Regions from separate parts of the Homo sapiens genome. Here region 2 is linked to region 1. The links are chromatin loops, found by intact Hi-C in ENCODE. Cell type or tissue: ascending aorta. All regions are shown on one strand. Each heading gives the region's core, and the rest is flanking DNA. Links, peaks and the distances in the headings are about the cores only.

The links. Hi-C counts contacts between places; a loop is a spot of excess contacts. Peaks named below come from ENCODE experiments on the same cell type or tissue, not always from the same donor. Only the 100,000 strongest peaks of a DNase experiment are listed, where the experiment ranks them.
Region 2: it touches region 1 in a loop (2.3-fold over the local background); 3 of 110 quality-filtered maps call a loop at or near these places.

Annotation. Positions count from the first base shown.
Region 1 is chr18:44,594,006-44,606,469 of GRCh38, forward strand. No RefSeq gene overlaps it. Among named protein-coding and RNA genes, the nearest start is that of LINC01601, 68 kb to the left of the region's middle. In ascending aorta, for the core only: no CTCF peak of the experiment used is centred there; a DNase peak (open chromatin) is centred at 5,586; H3K27ac peaks cover 3,057 bases.
Region 2 is chr18:44,783,588-44,796,051 of GRCh38, forward strand. The region is part of intron 2 of SETBP1 (SET binding protein 1); the gene reads left to right. Among named protein-coding and RNA genes, the nearest start is that of SETBP1, 110 kb to the left of the region's middle. In ascending aorta, for the core only: no CTCF peak of the experiment used is centred there; a DNase peak (open chromatin) is centred at 6,348; H3K4me3 peaks cover 1,043 bases; H3K27ac peaks cover 2,855 bases.

The sequences.
Region 1 (12,464 bases), core at 1,957-9,956:
AATCGAAGACAGCCCCTAAGTCCAAGAGTAACTAAATAAACCTTCCAAAAGAAAACTAAAGGCAGAGGATTTGCCCTATCAAGTACTAATACACACTACAGAGTCATAATAATAAAAACAGTGCATTTAATGGTCAAGAATAGAAAAAATATATCAATATAGAGCCAAGGGACAAATTACTGCATATACAGAGATTTACTATAACACATAAGGAGAGTACCATAAACAATGGGGAAAGGAGGATGGTTTGATAGGTAGTGGTGGGAAACCTGGTTCACTATGTATGTAGAAATAACTAGAACTCTAATGTTACATTCAAAGATGGGTCATAGATGAATTAAAAGCCCACCTGTGAAAGGTAAAACTATAAAGTTATTAAAAGAAAATATAAATACATATTTTACTTATTTTATTATTAATAATATTTAAGTAATATTATTACTTAAAAGTGTTTACCTGGGAACAGGAAAACACTTTTAAAATAAAACTTCACAATGCAAATGTAAGACAAGAAAAATTTGATTTATTATTAAGTAAGAATTCCTGTTCAATAAAAACCACAGATATAAAAAGTTATTTTCTCTCTTTCCACCTGGATAGTGAACAGAAAATTGTTTCATATGGCTCCTTTTCACTTGACCTGCTCCAAATTCCAAAGAGTACTCATTCGTTCTTTCTGGTCAAAATTAATGAACAATTCAGTTTTCATTCTATCTAAGCCCTGCATGGTTTTATAAATATTGAATGGAAAGACCTCACTTTTTTTTTCAATCTACCCCAAGCTAGTATCCCCCAAAAGGAAAAGAGAATCTTACAAGTGCTTCCTGATGTATTAAGCAAAACTGTGTTCATAGAGATATTTTGCTCTTCTGAAAGCATCAAATTATACAAACATTTATTCTCTCTCTCTCCCAGGTCTGACACCAAGCATACATAGAATTCCTTACATAGTTCTTCTAGGAGAATTCTGAGTTTGCAGAACTAACAGGTTGGGGTGAGTAGCAGGGATGAGATGTCTGAATTCAAAACCAGTTCCGTCCTCACTTTCAAAACAATGACCCAGAAAAATGACTATTTGTTATTTAAGGTAGCAAACTCTTTCCAAGCTTTCTTAGTAACACTGACAGAATTAAAACTCCTTCGATCATAAGCATGAAAGCTAGAAAGGAATTAACAAGTTCAGCTATCCTCCACTGTGATAAGGGTACTGCGATAGAGTGTGCTGACATGACCACCCAATGTTACAGAGCTAGTTAACTGAGCCAGGCCTATGACTCAAAGAGTTGATTCTTGGCCCTGTTCCTAGATTTCCCAATTGTATTAGCAGAGGTGCCTCAAAGTGCCACAGTGCTCACACAAGGTTGCTGTCAGATATTTTAAATTTTCTAGGAAAACAGTAATAGTTGACATTTGGCAGACACCACACCAACTACTAGCTCAAGATAGTTCACAGTTTTAAAATTAGATTGCATTACATTTGTTCTGATGATGTACTACATTTATGAAGCTGGGTTTTCATCTATCCATGCAATGAAAAGTAAGTACAGCAAAGAAATCAATGTGAAACAAGATGTAGAGATGATGGTGTCCAATCTGGTTCAAAGATTTGAGAGTATACGTGGAGCCCAGCAAGCACACATATCCCCATTAGCAGGTAATTGTACTTATTTAAGAATGAAAGTAAAATATAATTTCTCTCCATAAATATATATTAGCTTTTCAAATGGCTTCTAAGTTGTTAGGACAAATATTAATTCATTTGGATTTTAATACTTAAGATACTGAATACTTAATACTTCTCCTTTTTTAAAATAAACATAAGGTTTAAGTATTTCTTTTGGCTTAAGCTCTCCATGAAAAAAATTCTAGGACATACAGAGTACCAAGAGCCAAAAAAAAAAAAAAATGCTGAGAACTTTTGCCCCATTCCTTAGATAGTCACTCAGAAGGGTAACCTATTTCACAGTCACAAAGGCGTCCCTTTAGGGACTTTGAGACTTGGAGTGGAGACTGTGAAAACCTCCATCTCCACTTTAGCAAAGCAACTTCTTGTTTACTAGTTTTCTGCTTTACACATTTCCACAGACTTTCATTTGGAGAAAGGTTTGAGGAGCTGGGGACAAATGGATTGAATCCACTGGCATGGTAGACTGAGACTGGATTGGGATAAGGAGATGAAGAAATTCTTTGTATTAACAATGATAGGTGGCCAGGCATGGTGGCTCACGCCTGTAATCCCAGCACTTTGGGAGGCTGAGGTGGGCAGATTACCTGGGGTCGGGAGTTAGAGACCAGCCTGGCCAACATGGTGAAACCCCATCTCCACTAAAAATACCAAAAAAAAAAAAAAATTAGCTAGGCGTGGTGGCATGCACCTGTAGTCCCAGCTACTCAGGAGGCTGAGGCAGGAGAATTGCTTGAACCCAGGAGGCAGAGGTTGCAGTGAGCTGAGATCATGCCACTGCACTCCAGCCTGGCAATAGAGCGAGACTCTGTCTCAATAAATAAATAAATACATAATAATAATAGTAATTTATAGTAGCTCAAATGAAAACCTTCTTAACTCTAGCCTCAGCTTCCAAATTAGTCTAAATTTCAAGGTACTTTTAGTTTTTTCTAAATACTAATGATTCAGATTTAAACCACTATCTGTTTCTGACCCTGGTTTGATATGTTATTCATGTCTATTGCCAGTATCCACACACACCAAATCACCTAGACTTGTAACTTAGAATCATTTTTGCCTCTTCCTTCTGTCTTACTCTTCACATTCACTTCAGGCATTAAATTGTGTACATTGGTCAGGCGCGGTTGCTCACGCCTGTAATCCCAACACTTTGGGAGGCTGAGGCGGTTGGATTACGAGGTCAAGAGATCGAGACCATCCTGGCTAACATGGTGAAACCCTGTCTCCACTAAAAATACAAAAATTAGCCGGGCGTGGTTGCAGGTGCCTGTAGTCCCAGCTACTCAGGAGGCTGAGGCAGGAGAATCACTTGAACCTTGGAGGCAGAGGTTGCAGTGAGCCGAGATTGCACCACTGCACTCCAGCTTGGCAATAGAGTGAGACACCGTCTCAAAAAAAAAAAAAAAAAACTGTGTACATTTGACCAAACAGTGTGTCTCACACCTGCCCTCTCTTTTCCATGGTGGTATAGCTAGTTGAAGTGAGTAAGGCAGGATGTGGTCCTGTTTTCGCTGAGTTAAATGATGGTTTTTCTGATGGGTATGTAGGTAGATATAGGAGTAGAATAAAGAAGGAAGATATTGATATTATCTGCATGAAAGTGATATTTGAGGTAGCAAAAAAGAAAGTCAAGAAGAGAACTCAGGAGAATATGCTTAGCAGCATGAGAAAGAGGAACTTTATCAAAAGATTCAGGAAATCAGTCACATAGAGACTGATACCAGGGGGCTGGGAGAGACCTCAGCCGACATCCAGGCTCTTGACACCATCGTGAGAAGGAATGCAAGGATGAGTCAGAAAATAGTGAAAGTATGGCGATTTATTGCAAAACAAATACACTCAAGAAAGTACATATTCAAGAATGGGGAGTGAGGGTGTACTCAAGAGAGAATCCCACAGTGGAGTTTAGGACTGCTACCTTTATGGGTTTCTTTAACCAAGGAGCTGAATATTTATGAAAATCCCTGGAAAAAGGTAGAGGTTTCTCGGAACATGGTGCTACCCACTTTTACACCAAATATGTGTGGTCTCAGAACTCTCATGTCACTGGTCGGTGTGTGATTTGTATGTTAATGGGCATATAGTGAGGTCCCAGGTGAAACCTAGGTAGAATCCACGGCCATGTTGGGTCCAGTCAGTCTTAGCCAACTTGGTCCACACCCTGTTTTTCAGAGTCTTATCAGCCCATAGCCTCTAGTCATGTTAAACTATTGCCTAGAATTTTTATTCTCCTGTGACCACCCTGTACTATTCCTGTCTCAAGAGAACCATTGTATAATTCAGGAACAAACACCAATGGATGAAAGAGGGCCGGAAGGAAAGGAGTGACTATCCAGGCTCAGACTGTGTTCACATATGATGTTGGCCAAGGAGAAAAGGAAAAGATATAGAGAACAGTTTCTGGTCTTTAAAAAAATCTATCGTCCAGTTGAGACCAGGACATAGGACAACAGTGAGGAATGCAGGAGCAATGTTATTTCAAAGCCAAAATAAATCTATTCATTGGAACCCACCAAAGGAAAAAAAAAAGGAGGACTTCAAGGTTTCCCTTTTCATTACATATCTTTAAGACCTAATACTTAAACTCCTTCAAAGCAATTTACTAGGTATTTAAGATATATTTGAATGACAATGAGCTCCAAGGAAATTTAGCACTCATTTACATAATCAAGTAATCTTTTTGTGTTACTCGAAGGAACACAACTTAGAAGGAGTTCCAAGGTGTATGGAGTCACGGAGTGTTAACACTCACCAAGACTGCAGAACTTGCCATTTAGACATTGCAAACAGACAATTTATAAGCTACTTCTAGCCCTCAGGCATTTTTTTTTTGGCTCAAACACTGTTTGTTTTATTTTGTACATCTCATCAACAATTAAAAATAAAGAGATTTTACATAAAAATATCTATTTCTAAGTTCTCTGAAACAATCAGAAGGGTTCCCCGTTGTGGACCAGCATTCCAGAGTATCTGCCATCAGCTAAACCGACTCACAGGTGCCCCCTAGAAGAAAGCACCAAAGGCCTGGCTGCTTTAAGTATTCTGCTTTTTGTAGGCCCACAGCCGGGCAAATCTGCACATTTTACAGGCGAGGAACATCCTGGAAACCAGAGTGACAAGAGACTTGCTCAAAACTGATGGCTTACTAGAGGCCAAAATGGCCCCAACTTAATCTCTCAAACCAGATCTCCTGATTTATTGAACTAGGTCATTCTACAATGTGGTTCACCAAAAAAAAAAAGAAAAATAATTCTATCCCAGGTCTGTTGCTTATCTTTGAGTGACCTTTGGTAAGTCTGCCCAATTTTCCTCATCAACAAAGTTTTAGCATTGCCATGTGCCCTAATGACTTCATAGTGTTGCAGTTATAATAGAATATTATTTTCAAAAATACTCTCTAGAAAAAAAGGAAAACATAGTAATTTGTAGAAAAGCGAAGTTCGCCAGAAGCCCTACCTAATTTTAGGTTCTAGACCTAGTTCCTCCACCAGCTGGTTGTATGACCTTTCACATGTTTCTTAAACTCTGGTTTTCCAATTCAAATATTTTATTTTCCACGATCTTTGCAAGATTAATCTCATTCGTCACCTTGTAAAATGTTTTTCTTGAACTAAAATCTTTATGACTTGGGCCAAACCCAATGTGAATTAAACTAATAGAGAATAAAAATGGACTATTGGGTCAGGTCTACTTTATGCCCTGTCAGAAGCACACTGAGATATTGATAATGCATAGCCATTTGAAACCTCAGTGCCTCCCAGCTTGGCACAAAGAGCAGAGATACAGAGCGGAGCTCAGAGAGGAAAAGTAGAGATATAAATGACTGGAGAAGTGCTTCCAGGGAGCTGAGTCAGCCGAAACAGAGCCTCCTGCTGAGCTCAATGGATCTTTTCTCAGTTGCTTGTAGTGTTGGCTGGAGGCTGCTTGGCAATGCCTGCTGGGAAGACAATTTTTAGTCCATCGATTCATTGAAGCTGGGCAGTCTGCCCCAGCACTTAGGCACTCAGACAAAAATGCCCTTAATCACTGGCAAACCCAGAGATGTAGCAGGAGCCAGTGGCTCCATCAGCACCTCAGGTCTGACCAAAAGAGAAGGGTGGTCTAGAAAGCTCAAGGCGTCAGTCTCAGAATTCATAGGATCTATGGCTTGACTTTTAAAGCCAAAACTCTAAATAATCCCTGATCTTGAGGACAGAAACATTGTAACTCAAGAGCACTGCACTCTTTCTTTTGCCCTCAGTGAAACCAAGAGCAGCTAAGAAGCAGGTTTTTCGGGCTTTACTCACACTGTCCCCTCTGCCAATCTTCCTGATCAACTTAACCCAGGGTGTGCCTCCTCCGGGAAGTTTTCCCTGACCTCCCTCTTTATGTTAGAATCAGCTCCCTGCCCTGACCTTCTTCAGAACCTCCTTTGTTCACCACTATTATATCACCATCACGGCATACTTGTCTGTTTTTTTTTTCTCCATCTCCTCAATAAGATTGATCTCTTCAGACTGAAGACCCTTGTTAACTATTCATCTCTAGCATCTAACATAGTGCTTGGCATATGAAACACCCTTGAATTCTTAAATGTTTATGGAGGAAAAGAGGGAGGGAAGGAAGGGAAAAGGAAGGAAAGAAACTTAGGAGGGTAGGCTGAAGGGACTACTGTGATGAAAGTGAAAGCTGAGGGAGTAAAATGGGACACCTAAGTGGGCTATCAAGGTCCCCAAAAACTGTGCTAACAGCAGACGCAGGTGTCTGAATAGTCAATACAGTTAAAGGAAAAAAATAATCCTGGAACTGAGAAACGAAAGGAGGATCAGGTGAGATCACTAATGTATAAGTAATTTGAAAATTTGAAGTGTCCATAAATACAAAGGATTATTACAATTTCCATGTATTATTGTATTATCACAATCACTATGAAGGAATTAGGACCACTTTCTCTCATCAATTCATGGTTTCTTTCCCTGTCCCAAACCTGAGATTGTATGACTCAAATAGGAAAACATTGAAAAGGATTATCTGTTCCCTGTTTATGAACATGTCTTTATCTTGTAAGTAAAATATCTTCATGAACTGAAAATTCCTGCAACACAGAAATTATATCACATTTAAAAAATAATGATGATGATGCGTTAGACAGACCATTGATGGTCCTCAAAACATTCACTCATGTTGGACTCTTAGGAGAACTTCTGACAGGCCAATCAGCTAGGGCAACCCCAATTTAGATGATCAAACTAAAAATCATTGAGATTAAGTGACTTGATCAAGATTGAGCTTGGTAAGCATCTCAAAGGATCTAAGAACAAAGTAAACGTCCAAAAATATTTACAGAAATGGAGTACCAAAAAGGATCTAAAAGATAAACAAGTCCAACTTCCTACATAGCACAGGAAACCCTTCCGACAAACGGGCACACCTAACAACTAACAAGTCATCTAAACATTCTTTATTTTCCAGAAACAAAACATTTTTCCATTATCCATTCATCTTAGAGGCAGTTTACTTATTGTAAAAAGAGGATAATAATTAGCACATATTTCTTGGTTTATTTTAAGGATGAAAATACATGATGTGTATGAACTACTTAGCAATGGCAATTACCAGCACATAGTGGGTATTCAATAAGTGTTAGCTCTTACAATTTTTATTAGTCTCTTCTTGTGTTTTCTGTGTTTTGTTTTGTTTTGTTTTGTTTTACAGAGCCTCTCCAACCTTTCACATCTTTTTGCTTCAGACTCCATCAGTGTTTCAGGTGAATAGAGTGAAATCTGTTTATGATTCTCTAAATTATCCTTGGTGGAGTAGAAATTGTTGGTCTTAATTTTTCTGTGTATCATAGAGACTTAGAGATGTGATGAATTGACAGCAGCTGAGTCAAAGACAAAGCCTTCTGGGAAAGAAAGATTTTTTTCTTCAGGACTTGAAAGGAGCCTATTTGGCAACTTGCCATCTCAACAGCATGACTGTGTGGCATCCAGCATCCTACAAATATAGATGGAATTCCCATAAAACAAAGTTTTACAGTAACAACTAGCTCATTGCTTAGGAAGCTCTGATTCAAAGAATACTACATTAAGTGTCTTGTTTATGTTAACAAACTTCTTAAGTGAGAAACACCCAGATTGTAGGCAAGACCACTCACTGAAATGTAGAAAGAAATTACTGGAATTTCAACTTATATAGTAATGTAATCTTTTCCATTTGAATTTTTATCTTTATATAGAGTTTTTGTTGTTTGTTTGTTTGTTTGTTTGTTGTTTGAGTTTGGGTCTCACTATGTTGCCCAGATTGGTTTCAAACTCTTGAGCTCAAGTGATTCTTCTGCCTCAGCTTCCCAAAGTGCTAGGATTACAGGTGTGTACCACCACACCCAGCTTTTATATAGGTTTCTAATACATATATCATTAAAGTTGCACATGAATATGGTTTATGAATAAATGTGCATATATTTGAGATCTATGATCACAATTTTTACAGCTACGGTATGTGATCAAGGTTTTCAAATCATTGGTTTATATTAATCCTAAGACTAGAAAGTGTTTAAAGCAGTAGCTAAGTAACAATCTTCACCATTATACATGAGAAAAATAGAAAATATATACCCACTTATAAATTAATATTGTTATTTTCCTCATTTCCTGATTTGATTTTCCTAAAATTAATTTGATTTTGCTAAAATTAATTCAGTTTCCTAGGTCTCTACTCTGTCTTTATAAAAGCAAATTCATATTTACTATGATCAGTGTAAAAAGAGTGGGTGGAATATGCTACCAGCATTCAAAAGAAACATTCCTAAGGGCTAATGGAAAACCACAAATCTGACTGGAGGTCTTGACATCCTTTATAGCAGTAGACCAAATGTTAGCTACATCCGCCAACACTTTCAAAAGTTTTTATGGAACAAACAGAGACAAATACCAAATGCCAAGTAACCAAGTTACAACACCTCACTTCCTTTAGGCAGCACTCTCAGAAGCATGGTTCAATTCTCATTTTCAAGTTTGAGTTAACTCTAGACCCACGCCCTGGCCTCCAAAACTGTAGAAAAAAATATTGCAAAAGATGTCTTCTTCATGTTCCTCAAGGTAGTTAATCTCACCCAGAGAGTGGCAAGTACTTGGAATCTTCCCGATATTTTTTTCTCCTCCAGAGTTTTAGTGATGAAAGGTGTTGGGAGAATATAGAATGCTAAGCCCTACAAATCTTGCTGGAGAGATCTCCTAGAGAAATCAGAATCTTTCAAGATTGTTTTAGAGAAATATGCTACCACTTTGATTCCTTTCTAACAACTCCCCTGTGACCCAGCTGGCCTGACAAACTAAATCATGATACTCTGCAAAACATACCCTTTCACACATGAATGCCCAAGGCAATGTTTCCTAACCGTTCATGAGTCATAAAACCTATGGCAGAAATCATTCTACATGTTCACCAAAACATTTCATTTTTCCCTCTGGGCACCAGGAAAACTATTTTTTTTTTAACTTTTTCTAATCTATATGAGGCTATGTGATGGGTTCTGCCCAGTAAAAGGTGGGCAAAATTGATATCAGCCACTTCCAGGCCATGCCCTTAAAGTGTCCTACAGAATCATCCCCACTCTATGTCTGTTATCATTAGCTGTCTGGATGCAAAGTATCAAAAAAATGACTTTATTTATTTATTTGTGTATCGAGACAAAGTATCACTTTGTCACCCAGGCTGGAATGCTGTAGCGTGATCATGGCTCACTGCAACCTTGACCTCCCGGGCTCAAGCTATCCTCCCACCTCAGCCTCCCAATAGCTGATACCACAGGTGCATGCCACCACTCCAGGCTAATTTTTGTATTTTTTGTGGAGAGGAGGTTTCACCACATTACCTAAGCTGGTCTTGAGCTCCTGGGCTCGAGTGATCTGCCTGTCATGGCCTCCCAAAGTGCTGGATTACAGGCATGAGCCACCATGCCCAGCCCAAATGAAGAACTTGGAGTCCATGGTGAAAGGCAGAACCTTCTCAACTCAACTGAGCTGATCATGAGTGAAAAGCACATCTTTAAGCCACAGAAATTTTGGGAGTTGTTTGTTGTAGCAGCTAGAAAGGTTAATACAAACTTCTTTGAACAAATGATGAAAGATATGTTTGCTCATAACAGAACAATGCAAATTTGTCCATACATACAAAAGCTGGTGTGCAGATTCCAGATGCCCATCTGTGAACCTCATGACATTTTTTTATGAGGAGAAATCCTATAGCCAGTGTCAACACAAAGGTCCCATCTATCTCCAGCAGTGCGTTGAAATTCTTCCACTACCACATCCTTTATTTTGAATATTTTTTATTTTAGGGGTATAATCACAGTATAGTGATTGATTTGGTAGTTTCCCTCTTATTAGACCCTAAATAATTTGAAACCCATGTTACCTTTTGGTCCACAGTTTTCAGAAGAAACATGGACAGGTGAGTGAAGCATAGTAGGCAGTGGTCCTAGGTGCCCGTGGAGTCCAGTAATGTAGAAATTCTTTCCTTCCCCTGGAAGAAACTGACTGAGCTGTTAGTATTGCATTGGCTCTTCAGGACTGAGGGTAGCTATGAACTACGAATTTTAACCAACGAGATTTTCTAACTTCAACCGTACCAATAAAACATCATTTTCAATATGGTTCCTTTATCTATCCCTCTTTTATGTTTCCAGACATGAATGGTTTTTAGGAAGTTGTAGCTGATATGGAGAAACAACTAAAAAGCCACCAAGCTCTTACCACTCCTATTACAACCACGCTCTAACATTGATGCTAGCTGTAGCCATACTCACCCCTTACACCACTCTCCCTTCCCCCCACTTCACCCAGCTTGTATTACCACTAATGTTTGTGTTGCCATTTCTCTTGTTCCCCTGGCACCTCCAGTTAATAATGGCACCTGGTAGTAAAGGTACTATTACTAGCAATGGCATGCATTTGGCACAGTTTTAAAAGAGATTTGTAGGATGCGGTCTTGAAATTTTCCGAATGTATAATTTTATTTAAATGATTTGTAGAAATGAATCTGTGTTTACTTCTATATATGCTAGTTTATGAATAATTTAATTATTTACCGGTAATCTGAGTGGCTTTCTTAACCCGCAAACGCAATGGGGCACTACAGACAACCTCACAGTTAGAACTCAGTCGTCATGGCTAGGAGCCCAGGCTTTTCCAGAGTTCCCCTCCCTCAAGTCATTCTTGGAATCACTAAAGAGGCTTATCTATGTCGAGAATCCACCAGCCAGATCAAGATCATCCACAGCCTTCAGGCCCCAGTGGCTCCCCAGAGTGGCCTCTCTGAGTTGGATGAGGCTCTGGCGCCTGATGCTGCCGGAGGACATGTGGGAATGTGCCCAGCCCCAATGCTTCTGGACCTAGTACAGACCTCCTGCACCTTCCAGCCAAAAACCCATGTGGCAACTCCTCTAACGAAAGATCACCCTTTCTACTTTATAGCACTTCTGAAGATAGGGGTGGGGAAGCAGTAGATCCCAAAGCAAGAGGCATGAACGCTAAAGTGTAGTGACTTTTAGTGACACAGCTCGCAACCCACACACACACCCCACCCCATTTCCCAGAGGGGCGGGTCGCAAGAAACCCCAGCCTCAGCTACCACACTGGATCCAGAATGTTCATTCCCTAAGACTTTTTCTCAGGAGACTATTCAACCCCTGTGTCTACTCATTCATGCAAATGAACACTTAAGAGAGGAGTGTCACTTACCTCTTTTCTCATTATCGGACTCCATGAATGCAGCTAAGGTACCTTGTTAAGTACTTCATTTTACACTTATGTAATAACAAACAATAGACACGAATTGGTTGTACAATAATGAAAACTTCTTCAAGCTTCCCACAAAAATGAATTTTATGTTTTTATTGGCCTTCATGTTGTTATTCTCAGGAATATGTGTATGTGGCTATGCTAAAGCATATCACTTAGGCCCCATGTGCTGAAGAAGAAATCATCCAAGTGGAGAAGTGGAAAAATAAGTCAGAAAAGAAAATTATTCTTCCAAGTTTGTTCATTGTTATGAATATATTGTTTATTCTTCTCTCTTAATAAATAGAAAATTTGCTTTATATACATCATTATGGTATTCTAACCACCAACAATTTACCTTGCCCATATAAATAGCCAATTTATAAATTGATACTACTGATACCGCTGGTTTTATTTTTTAATTTCTGAAGAAAAAAGATTTAAACAGGGTATAAAAGTGTCAATCACAAGGCAACTTATGTTAGAATTTCATTCACCTTACACAAAATAGTAAGCACAGAATATCAAGAGTTTAGATCATTTTGAATACTACAAAACATAGGTTTTGGATTTTGTAATCTTATTTAAATTTATAGTTGAAGAACAGTTAATTGTGCCAGAGTATTTATTAATCAACCAGTGGAATAGAATACATTATAAAAGACCTTATGGGTTTTGATTAGTTTCCAAAAGACTTGAAAAAAACGATGAGAAATTTGTCCACTCCTTAGGTTTTTAAAAATCTAGTTAATATTTACATTGTCATGAAATTTATATTTGCATAGTACTCCATAAGTTTTAAAATACTGTCAAATGCATTGTCTCATTTGATTTTTCAACATCTCCGTGAGAAAGTAAAGCCGAATTAATGCCTGGTTTTAAGACAAGGGAAAAGAGGTATAGGTAAGAGGCAAGAGTCTTGTTGAAATCAACACAAACAGAAAATTAAAATCTAAGAATTCGTTCTACAAAATGTCAGTCAAGGTCTTTATATTAATCACCTTCTCTAAGTCAGA
Region 2 (12,464 bases), core at 1,455-9,454, 190 kb after region 1:
CAGAGCCTATGCACAAAAACAAATGACAAGGGTAATGATATTTGTTTTGTGCTTTACAGTTTCCACAGACTTTTGTGTATATCAGCATATTTGATTCTTTCAGCAATCCTATAATATAGGGATGGAAGGTGTTTTTATTATCCTTAAATTTTAAATGCAGAACATGAGGCCTGGAGAGTTAACTTGACTTGTCCAAGATTGAAAAACCTGTAAGAGGTGAGTCTAGAGTCAGGCCTGGATGTTGAGACTTCAAATTCTTATCTCCATGGTGCTAATGGCACTAATTCTTTATATTAAGCCTTGGGCAAATGGTTCATTATGCCTATATTGCAAATTTCTTGTAGTGAAATAAGTCATCTCAAGAAAAGAAGTGGGAAGCCTTGCTTCCAAGCAGTTAATGTAGAAGGCCACCCTTGCCTGATAGGCTGGGTCCTGGAAGGTCACTGACAGGGACTTGGGTAAGTCAGTGCCTTTGTCTTCCGATCTGGAAGATGAAGGGGTTAGACAATTCTCTCTTGCACTAAAAATTATGTTTTGAGATATATGGATGAAAGATATTCTAATTGTGGACTTTCCTAAAGATACAATGCAGAAAATAGGAGTTCTTTCATGTAAAATAAGCAGGTTCTATTAATTCATTTTACTTTGTGGACTGCTTTACATTACTTTTAAGGATGTCCCCATCTTTTTTCATTCATTCTTATAACATTCTTTAGCAAGGTTGGACAAAGGATTTTTTTTCTTTTTTTACTTCCTCTGGCTATTCTTGCCTTTCTGTTCTTTAGACAAGCCTGGCCCAGTGCCTCCCCAAGGGGTCTGCACTTGCTATGATCTGTTCTCTGCCTTCACATGACCTACCCCTTCTTGTCACTTAGGTTTGGATCACATGTCACTTCCTCAGAGGGCCTTTGCAGATTCTTGCAGTTAAGGTCCCCAGGCCATGTCTTTTTCTATCACATTGACCTGTTTTATTTCCTTCATAGGATTTATTGTCATCTGAATTGTGAATATTATTGATTTGTTTACATTATCATGGTCTGTCTTTCCTGCTGGAAGTTAAGCTCCAATAGACTTATTTTTCTTGCTCTACGTTGTATACCAAACACCCAGAACAGTGCTTTGCACATAGTAGGAGGTTAGTGCATGTTGACCGAAATAAACATCTTATGAGAAATTTAACAACTGCTCAAGAGTACGTAGTCAATGAAGGACTGAACTAGGGCCAGAGTTCAGTCTCTCAACTCTTAGTTTATTGTTCCTTTCACTGATATGATGCTGCCAAAATGTATATGTATTTATACATGGGAGTTCCTGATAATTACTGATAAAATCTGGAGTGATTGTGAGACATTTATGTGAAACTGAATGCATTTCTTAAGGGAAATGAGGAACTCCCTGAGGCTCACACCATTCAGCTTGTGACAACAGAATTTATAATCGATGTACTTTGTATATTGGGAATCAATCATCCCATATTTGTTTAATTCATTTTTAAAGGAAGCCAATTTTAGGAGCATTTTCAATATTTTTTATTGATGATACTTGAATTTTAACAAATAAATACACATCATGTACACACAATCAGGAGAGAATATAAACAGTGACAGGTGACAGGCCAGTTAGATTCTTGGTCAAACTGCAGAGATTTTCTCTCTGACAGAGGCTGAAAGGGTTTTATGGGTGAAACTGTTGAGCATGTGAAGTTGCCAGGGGACATGGCTGTTCCCTCTAAGTTCAGCCCCAGAAGTTGCATTGCAGGTGTTTTCTAGATGGCCTACTTTCTCTCAATTACCCATCATGAATCTCTCGGTTATTAGAACTTTTGGAGGGATGAGGTAGTGGATGTCACCTAGATTACCTCTTAATTGTATTGTTTTTCTTTTTTTATTCTTCTGTGAAGCAAATTTGCTTTCATTTGCTCTATGTTTTCTCTTTTGAGCATTAAGGAAGCTTTCTCTGGATACAAATGTCTGAGTGCTGGTGAAGAGGAGTATGTTTATTGATTTTCCAGTCCCTAGACTTGTCAGCCCTCATCTCCCCATTAGAGAACAAGTGTTATTAATCTGTCATTTTAAGACCATTGTTCCATCTCCTTGCTGATTTTACCTTTGGTTCTTCCCCTTCGTTATCTCTTGATTGAGACACAACATGCTCAACAGCACATGGCGTTTCAGGTTAGGGCCAAGGATGATTTTGTAAAAACACTAGCTTCTCTCTTATATGTTGCCACTTTGCGATTTTGCCTATGGGACCTGCTCAGACCTGAAAGGATGGTATCATTGCCTTATAAGTACATTTTATTAACCCCCCCACCATAAATCAAAGCATTATCTTATGCAAGTAAGCTCTAATTTGACTCTTTTATTTTTCTCACTCCATCACCCAAGAGTTTCCTGCTGTTCCCCTCTGTTTTTACATATGACCTTCTCTGTTTCATGGGGTGCTTCTTCCTCTAGTTCATTTCTATCAATCTCAGTATTGATTTTTCAGAAAGGCCATTGATGAAACTAGCAGAGATATGTCCCTTTCTCCCACCTTTTATTGCTGGCCTCTAAGTCAACTTCCTGTCTATGACAGAGAATCTCCTTTTTCCCTTGGAAATGCAATGTTTTAGTTATTTGTGGTTGATACTTTTTCTAAAGTTTTTGAAAGCTACAGCGTTGACATCCTAGATTTTTTCCTGTGTACATGCTTATTGATTTGCATAAAGAAGACACACACACCCCAGGCTTTTTGGTTTAATATTGACAACAGCCCAGATTTAGTCCTAAGCTCTAGCACACACAGAAATGCAAATATGTGATTTGAGAGGTCCTTGATTTTTTCCCCAAGAATTACATCTTTTCTATGCCACCTAATTATGGAACTACTGTGTACTGTTCTATAGTCATAAGCAGAAGTCACTGGCCAAAGAAAAGATGCAGATATGTTATATGGAACTTGGAAGTTGTACTTTTGGATAAATATGCCTTCTTGGTAAAGATCAAGGGTAACAGGGAAGGGAAAGATTCCATGTAGGACTATGGGGAGGGGAGAATGCATTTGAAGCTCTCTCTAAGACATCAGCAGCTCCTTTGGGCAAAGAGAAACTGCCCCGACAGAAAGAAACATTTTTGGGTATTAGTTAAACATTGCCTGAATATTTGGATCTTGCTTTTTTCTCTCCTCCTCCAAGAACAAGTTTTAGTGGCCTGGGTTTAGAGAGCCACACGGGACCTAAGGAGGGAGGGGTTGTATTGACTTTCACTTGATTTACTAAAGCAATTGAGTTTGTCGGGGGAAATGTGATCGTCTCCATCAGCTGTCGTGCTGAGGTTGCTCCTATCAGGCTGTCAGTAGCTTTCAGTTTCTGATCTTTCTCTCAAATTTGCTGTCTATTTGAAGAGGAGACGAAAGATGCTTTGGGTATCAAGAAGGGAGAACATTTTGAGCAGTTACCTGGGAATCCATTTATAGACTTTGATGCCCTGTCAGTTTTATTCGGATGGTGTGTAGTAACATAGAAGGGACAATAGTGCTTTCAAAGGTAATTTAGATTTCTCTCTTTAGGAATAATTTTATTTATGAGGAACTGAGCATGAGTGGAACTAGGATGAGAAAGGGTGCTGGTGTGTAGGCAGGCTTCTTTCCTTGTTTATGGTGATATAGCTTAATTCAATATCATACAGTAGCAGTAATTGAAAGGATATTTCATTTATATAGCATCTGTCAGCCTGAAGTACTTTCAGAGTCTTCACAAACAGGAACTGCTTTCCTTCTCAGAAAAAAATGCTGCTAAGTTGAAGATGGAACTGAGGCAGGCTCCAGGAACCCTAACTAAATACAAAACTGAATGAACTATTGTGGTAAATGGGAGCAGGCGCTCTTCATTTTATGAGATAGATGAATTACTGAAAAAAATACACAGACATGGAGTTTCTTGGGGAAGTCAATTAAAAACAAAATCCCAGTACTGTAGTAGTTGGTCATTTAAAAGAAAATTGTTGGCCGGGCGCGGTGGCTCACGCCTGTAATCCCAGCACTTTGGGAGGCCGAGGCGGGTGGATCATGAGGTCAGGAGATCGAGACCATCCTGGCTAACAAGGTGAAGCCCCGTCTCTACTAAAAATACAAAAAATTAGCCGGGCGCGGTGGCGGGCGCCTGTAGTCCCAGCTACTGGGGAGGCTGAGGCAGGAGAATGGCGTGAACCCGGGAAGCGGAGCTTGCAGTGAGCCGAGATTGCGCCACTGCAGTCCGCAGTCCGGCCTGGGCGACAGAGCGAGAGTCCGTCTCAAAAAAAAAAAAAAAAAAAAGAAAATTGTTCTCTAAGGAAAAAAAGGAAATAAGAAACAAAAGACTTCATGAAACATAAATAAAGACCTTCTGATTTGTTTAGTTTTACTTATTTGGACTTGTATACATTAGTTTATTGGAGTTTTTTTTTTTTCTTCACAATAGGAGCAGAGCTATGCTTTAGAGATCAAAGATAAAATGTGGCACCGGAAGGTAATGTCCCAGATGTTAGGTGGAAAAATTTCTCAAGTGATTGAAAGAAGTTCATCCTCAGAGTGTAGAATCTTAGTTTCCGCTGGCTCCTGGGAAAAGCCATTCCTGATGGTCGTAAGAAATGGTGCCACTTCTCTTGGGCAGATAGGAGGGAAGGCTGCCTCCTTTCTGAACTGCTTCCTGAACTCCTCCAGCAGCAGGAGGCAGGGGTAGAGAGGGAAGGTATATTTTGGGGGGCTTGTCCAATGACTTCAGGAGACAGGATATCACTTCTGATACATTTGCAAATTAATATGTCACCCGACAGCAGCTGGCTTGTTCCCTGTTGAATCTTTTATTTATGCACAACCTCCTAAGCTATGTCTCTGTATTTTATCTTGATGGGGACCCTGTGGAAGGTTCTCATTGTGTTAACTTTAGATGGCTGAGGCCATTAGCAGAGTGAAGAGAACAGGTGCTTGGAAGCCTGGCCTTGCTCATATAATAGTCTGTGCAGGCTCAAGACCTTATCTTTGCAGTATTTCCACTCACTTATGGTGTTGTTTATTCTGTTACAAACACTCCTAAGAAGGGAGCAGAATTGTTTATGGAAAGGCAAGCATGGAGTACTGTTTTAGTACTGTTTTAATTAGTAAAACTATCAGTCATGAAAGTGATCATTTAAATGTAAGAACAACTCCCCACTCAGAGAAACTGATTTTTTTTTTTCCTTTTTAATTTTTTTTTTTTTTTTTTTTTTTTGGAGACAGGATCTCACTCTGTCACCCAGGCTAGAGTGAACTGGCGTGATCATTGCTTACTGCAGCCTCGATCTCCTGGGCTCAGGTGATCCTCCCATCTCAGCCTCATGAGTAGCTTAGCCGGGACTACAGGCGCACACCACTCCTCCTGGCTAATTTTCTGATTTTTTATAGAAACAGGGTTTTAACATGTTGTCCAGGGTGGTCTTGAATCCCTGGGCTCAAGTAATTCACCCGCCTTGACCTCCCAAAGTGTGGGGATTACAAGTGTGAGCCACCGCACCCGGCTTCCTCCTGTTTTAAAACATGATTTAAAGTGTCTTATTTCTTTTAGATCTAATGGACTTTTTGACTCGTTTTAGTGACAGTGGATAAGAGGAGAAAAGGATCATGCAGAAGAAAACATGAGATTTGATCCTTTACCAAAATAGCTTTGTGACCTGAGATTAATCATTTAACTTCCCCAGTCCTCAACTTTTCCCTCTGTAAAATGAAAGACAAAATGGTTGTTGGTATACTTTCCAGCTCAACATCTCTAAGGTTCTAAACTTTAAAGCTGCATAAAATTGATTTATTGAAATAACGTTTCCTTGCTCTGTGTTTCAGCAAGTACAAACATGCCCTCTTGAATCTGACTTCTTTCAGTTTATTGAAGAATATAGAAAAAAATAAGACAGGATCTAAGTGATCATCCGAGCAGTATGTGGAAGATCACTCAGCAGAATTTATTTCCAGGCTGTGTCCATTTAACTTAAATACTGTTGAAATTTATATTCCTATTTGGGTAGCAGTCCATCACCTCCCTGCGCTCTCGCTCCTGTTTTACTCTGCTTCTCTTCTTAAAAAACAAACAGTAAAAGATTTTATTTTCTGATGATTTTTCTGTCCTTATCTATGAACGGAGAAGGGAGTAGGATGGATATTGTGCTTTTAGTAAACGGAGTCTGTCCCAACCTGTGTGCATAGTAAACTCACTCCTCCCACATTCCTGAAATTTAGCAAAACCAACCATGACATGCCTGGTTTATGTTAGTTTTATTTCAGAAAGTACTTTTCCACACTGATTCCTCCTGATAAGGCCTGCCCGGGGCTGCTTTGCTGGCCCCGGGAGAGTCAGAAGTCATTGTGTGACAAGCTGTGTGATCCAATTCACTGGACAAACCCAGGAATGATGTCATTTACCCAGATCTATTCTTTAAACCAAATCCCCACCCATCATAAGATTTTTCTCACTTCTCCTTTGAATCCTGGTAGCTGCTGCACAGATTACAGTTCTGTGATCCCTGCAGGAAGAACAGGCTGTGTTTTATGTGGAAAAAAATAGCCACATGCCCCCCTGTCAGTTTTTCTTGTGATTACTTTTGCTCCAGAAAGGAGAATTTGGGTACTTTTGGCCCAACTTAAAAAATAACACAACAACAATTAAAAAAAAAATCTCAACCAAATCAAACTGTTCGTCAAGAAGTACTATTCAGTTTTTTTTCTCTGCTGGGTACCTTGAAAGATAAAAGGCAACTCTAAGATACTGCTTCCAAAGTATTAGCACCACATGGACTCTCGTTTACAAAGATTTTGTTGCCTGAGCAGAAGGTATTTATTAGATAATCATACATTAATTTTCTCATGAGTTAAAACCAGCCAGACCTTCTGAGCCATGATAGCAAGTGCCGTCACACTGAGGTGCTGCAAACCCTCACAAACTGAGAACCTTACTCCTTTAGTTAACATGGGCAGCCTTATCCCCAGAAAATGTAAAACTTCACTGTGCTTTTTCAAGTATATTCCCAGGATTCCTTCACAGGCCTGTAAGGCATGGGATCTCAGTATTGGCTGCATGACAGAAATGCATGGGGAACTTTTTGAAGACCAAAATGCCTTGGTCTGACCCCCAGAGATTCTGTTTATTTGGTCTGGGAGGTGCTGCCTGGATGTTGGGATTTTTAAGAGTTGTGTGGCCCAAGTTGAGAAGCACTGTCCTAGGGGCTCAGGAATTGCTTGGCCAACCTTCTTGCTTTAGAGAAGCCTAAACTTTGGGGAGATAAAAATGTACATTCCTTAAAAGAGTCCACCCTGAACGAACACAAAACCTAGATAAACTATGAGAGCAGTTGTCTATTTAAAAAAATTATTAAAAATATGCTTTTTTCAGAAATGCTAATTGAATACCTGCTGTTCCCAATACTATTGTAGACCCTGGGAATACACAGGCTGAGCTGGTGAGGAGTCTGCCTGCCTGGAGTTTAGAGAAGTTCAAGGACAGTTAAGTTGACAATGGACTAGAGCTACTTTGCATAAGAGGTGCGCTGAAGGCAGGATTTTGTCCTGCCCTCAATTCCAGGAGATATTTGGTAAAGTCTGGAGACATTTTTAATGTCACAGTTGGATCGGAGGCGCTCTTGTATCTAGTGGGTAGAGGCCAGGGATGCCACTAAACACCCTCAAATGCACAGGTCAGCTCCCACGAAAAACAATGATTCAGTCCCAAATGTCAAAAGCACTGCATTTCGGAAAACCGTCCTAGTGGTAGAGAAAGAAGATGGGAGAAGGACTTTTTGCAGGAAAATTCTCTTACTGTAATGTTTCTTACTCCAACACAAAACACATACACACACATATATACATGCACACCCACACAGATAAAACAGACAAATCAGTGCATTGCTTTGTGGGCCTCACATCAGCCTCTGAGGAGACTTGCATCTCTCAGTGGTGGGGGACACATTCAGGGTTTCTAGACGTGTCCCAAACCACTCACTTTCCCTGAATTTTCAGCATTTAGGAGAAATTTCCATGGAGAAGAAGAATCGCTGTCTGGTCATCCATGCAATTTCCTGCTCAGTTTTAATAGCAGCTGGGCTTCTCCCTGTCTAAGGTTGAAACCAAAAGGCTGTATTTTCCTGTGGGGGCGAGAGAGAGAGAGAGAGAGAGCGAGAGAGAGCAAGAGTGAGAGAGCGCTTACAAACGCCTCCCTGGACATTTAGAATTTCTAAATAGAATTTTGGCTCAAGTCTTGAAAAGCACAGAGTGATGTCAGCTGAGGCGGCCGCTTAATTGCCCTAACTTCTTGGGGAGGGGTAAGGCAGGTATCATCTCTTCTTCTTCATGACCTCCTACTCAACTGTGGGGAAGGCATCCATCTGGAGCCAGAACCATGCACTTCAGTCCTGGTTCTGACACAGTTGGCTGTGCAGTTTCGGGCTCATCATTTCATTTCTGTCTGCCTCTGCTCCATTTTCTGTGATCTAACAATTCTGCTTTTGGGCTTTGGGTGAGGATTAGATTTAATTTGTATAAAGTACCTGATATATAATATAATAGATGTTTAATAAATAGCAGCATTTAAAATTGTTACCATCAGCAAAGGGGGAGTACAGGACTAGGAGATCCCCAATGTCCCATCCACTACAATACGCAAATACAGTGTCATGCTGGAAAATACAGAGGCTTGGCCTGCACGGAAATATGGGGAAAGGTCTTTGTGTTTATGTGAGAGAGAAGATATCCATGTCTGTGTATGTTCCAGATGATTTTTAGGTCCCATCGAATTCCCCCTTGCTGCAAGGAACAGCAGGAGCCAGAGCGTAAGGTAAACGTGTCTGTTGCCTGCCTGAGAAATGAAGTCAGAGCCGTGCCTGAGCCCACCATTCAGGGAGCAAACTGTGCACCCAACTTTGGTTCCGGGTCTTTGGTGGTAGAGCCAGCATAGGGTAGTTGCCAGAGCTGGCATGTGTACTTTTCCTGTTGCCCACCACCGCCTGGAGTACCTGGACCGGATGCCCACGTTCCTCCCCCTGCTGAGCAGGATGTGTTAATTGTCTTTTGCCCGGCCACTTCCACCTCTCCTCTGCCTCCCCTCCATGCACACCACACAGACAAAGTAGGAATATGCTTTTTGATGTTGGCTGGTTTTAGAAGTTTGCCTCCCACCTTTTTTTCTCTTTCCAAAGGAGAACAACCTGAATACCACACACAGTGTTATCTAGCTCTGACTTTGAAGAGGAATTTCTCCCCTTAGGGCTCTATTCCTGGTATAGCATAATCTAGGAGAAAAAAAAAAAAGTTTATCCCAGGGAAGCCAAGTCAGCCGAGAGTTATTCAGAGTGTCTGACTGCTTGTTATATTTAGAAACTACCCGGAGGAGAGCTTTGAGAATGCAAGAGCCTTCCAACTACGAGTGGTCCTGTTGGATTCTCCTTCTGGTTACATGGAGTGGCCAGATGAAGAAAGTCTCCCTGACTATTATTATTTGGGAATCATGGGATAAGAGAAAAAGCAGAAATGCAGCTATAGAGTGTGACAGCCGTAGAATTAAAATCTAGGGTCTCCAAATTATTGTGTCCAAACCTCCCCTTTTGCAGATGCATGTGCTGAATGAGCCGTCATTGGTCTGCTGAACCTCAGTTTTTTTATCTATAAAATGAGGCAGCTGGGTGGAATCAGTGTTCTAAACCTTTGCTGCACATTAAGATTATCTGGGGAGTTTGTTAATAATAGAGATGCTGGGGCCACACAACCAGAGATTCTGATTGAAAAGGCCTGGTGCACACTGAGCACCGGCATATTGCCAGTGCCCCTCCTCAGGGGAATTCTAATTTCCAGCCCTGGTTGACATCACTGGGCCAGATCAGTGCTTCTCAAAGTGTGGTCTCAGGACCAGAAGCAGCAGCATTACCTGGGAACTTGTTAGAAACGCCTATACTTGGACCCCACCCCAGACATACTGAATTAGAGACTTGGGTGGTGGGGACCCCCTGTGTGTTCTATTAAGCTCTCCAGGTGGTTCTTATGCATGAGACAGTTTGAAAAGAACAATAGATTGGATAACTTTTTAAGGGGTGCCTACTAGGTTTCAAACATAATCCTATAAACAGCCTAGATAGGGTACAAGATCAAGCCAAGGCCACACAGATGGATAAATATGTAGGGGAGCCCTTACCAGAATCCAGGCTTTTTGAACTGCTATCCAGAACTCTTTTAATTATCCAATTAGGAAGATGTTTAGGATTCATGGCATGTCATTCCAGTCTCTCTTTCTCTCTCTTCCCCTCCCTCTGTTGAGCTTCTTGTGGGCCAAAGGATTGTGGAGGACATGTTATTTTTAGTTCATGATATACTTACAGTACAGAATATGTTAATTGCAAAAAGAAATTGTTCTTTAATTCTTAGCCATTAACAAGGGGTTAGTCAGAGTTGGACTATTGGCCGCTTCTTTGGTTTCTGTAACTACTGTGACTGAACAGATTTTTTGGAGGTTGGTTGGCAGGTAAATGTAAAGATAATAACAGCCTGCAGAGTATGAACAGGGGAGGGCTAAATAAGAGGGGGAATGGGGACACCAGCAGCACCTTTCCCTTGGGACACAACTGTAACCCTTTTAGCTCTTCTAAAATAGCTAAGATTGCAGCCATTGTACGGCATTTTGTAAAATTCACTGTCTGTGATGGATACAGCTGTATTCTTAAACAGAAATGACTTTTAGGACTGAATTTTTGATGCACTAAGAGATCATTTTATTTAGTTGTCCTAGAGATAAATGCTGCACCCCACCACCAAGAGGTGGAACTGGGACTAGAAGCTTGCTCTTCTCATGCTCAGGCTGAGGTACTGGAGTCGGAAAGAGCAGAGGGGACTTCCAGGAAGATATGGTCGTGTACAAAACTTGGGAGATTACTGGAGGCAATGAGATCGTAATTCAGAGGCTCCCAGGGCTGACAGAAGGAGTTTTAGACATTGCCCAGCACATCTCTCATTTTATAGAAGAGGATTTTGAAGTTTGGATGAGGAAAGTAACCTGCTGGGAAGTCACAAAGGGTTGCAATGACCCCAGCCCTCTTGGTGTCGTTCTTACCCAGTGCTGTCCCTAACATATCACCTCATTGTCTAAAGTCACTCAAATAAACAACAGGAAGATTTGCTGGACCTCCTACCTTCACATACCACTGCAGGCTCTTCAATAAATGGTATTGGGTAGGGATGTGACTTGGGATCGTGATTCATTTTGTTTAGGGATGACTATTGGTGGCAAAATGTGTCTTAGGATCTGAGATTTGTATGTGATAATTCTTCCTTGGGTTATCAAGCAGGAAACATTCATGGATGCAAGACATTCTACCTAATATTATAGACGAGGCTCAGATGCGGTGGAGGATCAAGGCTTACCCAGATTTGAAAATGTGGCAGAGGCCCTCCCCTCTAGTTTCAAGAAAAATATGATTCCTGTGCTCCAGAAAAGTAAGTTGATAAAGTGCTGCTTCTACCTAAGTGCAATAAATCTAGTATAAAATAGCAGTGTCTTATGAGGGGATGTTATTGTGAATAAGGTCACTGCTTGCCATAGTCAATGGTCTACCAGTTCCATGGATATTTTCCCACTCCTCTCTTTCTCTTTTTCTTGAAATACCATGACTTATTAAAATGCCACAGTGATGGTGATGAGCCCTGAAATAGCATGGGTGGTCTCTTAGTTGTTCGGTCTCAGGTTCCTTTTAGATCCTCATAGTGTCAGGAACCCTGACCAGTTTATAATTCACTCATTGCTACTTGGCACATCGAACACCAAGTCTTCTTCCTCATAGCCTGAGTCTCCTTCGGTAGCTATAGCTGTTATTAGAAGTAGAGTGGGAGTGATTGAGCGGTTTTAGATCAGGTTTACTGACTAAGAGTAGCAGGGGAAACTGTGTCTCATTCTGCCCACCTATTGATTCTGGGGTTTCTAAACTCATCTACTGGTTACATCCAGGGTGATTATTATCTGATGAAAACCTGAAGAATGTTTTTAAGGTGGAAAAGGCTACAGATAACAGGTGTATTTTTAAAAGCCTGACAAGAATACGTGTATTTTATGTATTTTATACATACAATGTTTTATGCTAACCCTCAAATTTTGAACATTTAAAATCATTGCTTAGAAAATCACCATACAGATACAAAAGCATACATACATACACATGTGGCCTTGCCTTGTTAAATAGAACTCAGTCAACATAAGCTCTTCTCTCTCTAATTGTTAGAGAGTAACACAGAGATATTGTCAGTCTTTAAAAATGGGTAGAGCAGTTTGGCCCTACACTAAACATCCCTAGACTATGATTTTACATTGGTTCCTGTGCTGTCTTTTTATATCATTTGAGTTTTCTTTCTCACTGTGAAGATGCTAGTTCTTCTCCTTTTCCACTGTTAATAAACATAACCAGCTCTTTCACCAAACTAACCTTCCAATTTGTGCTTCTAATCTGCTG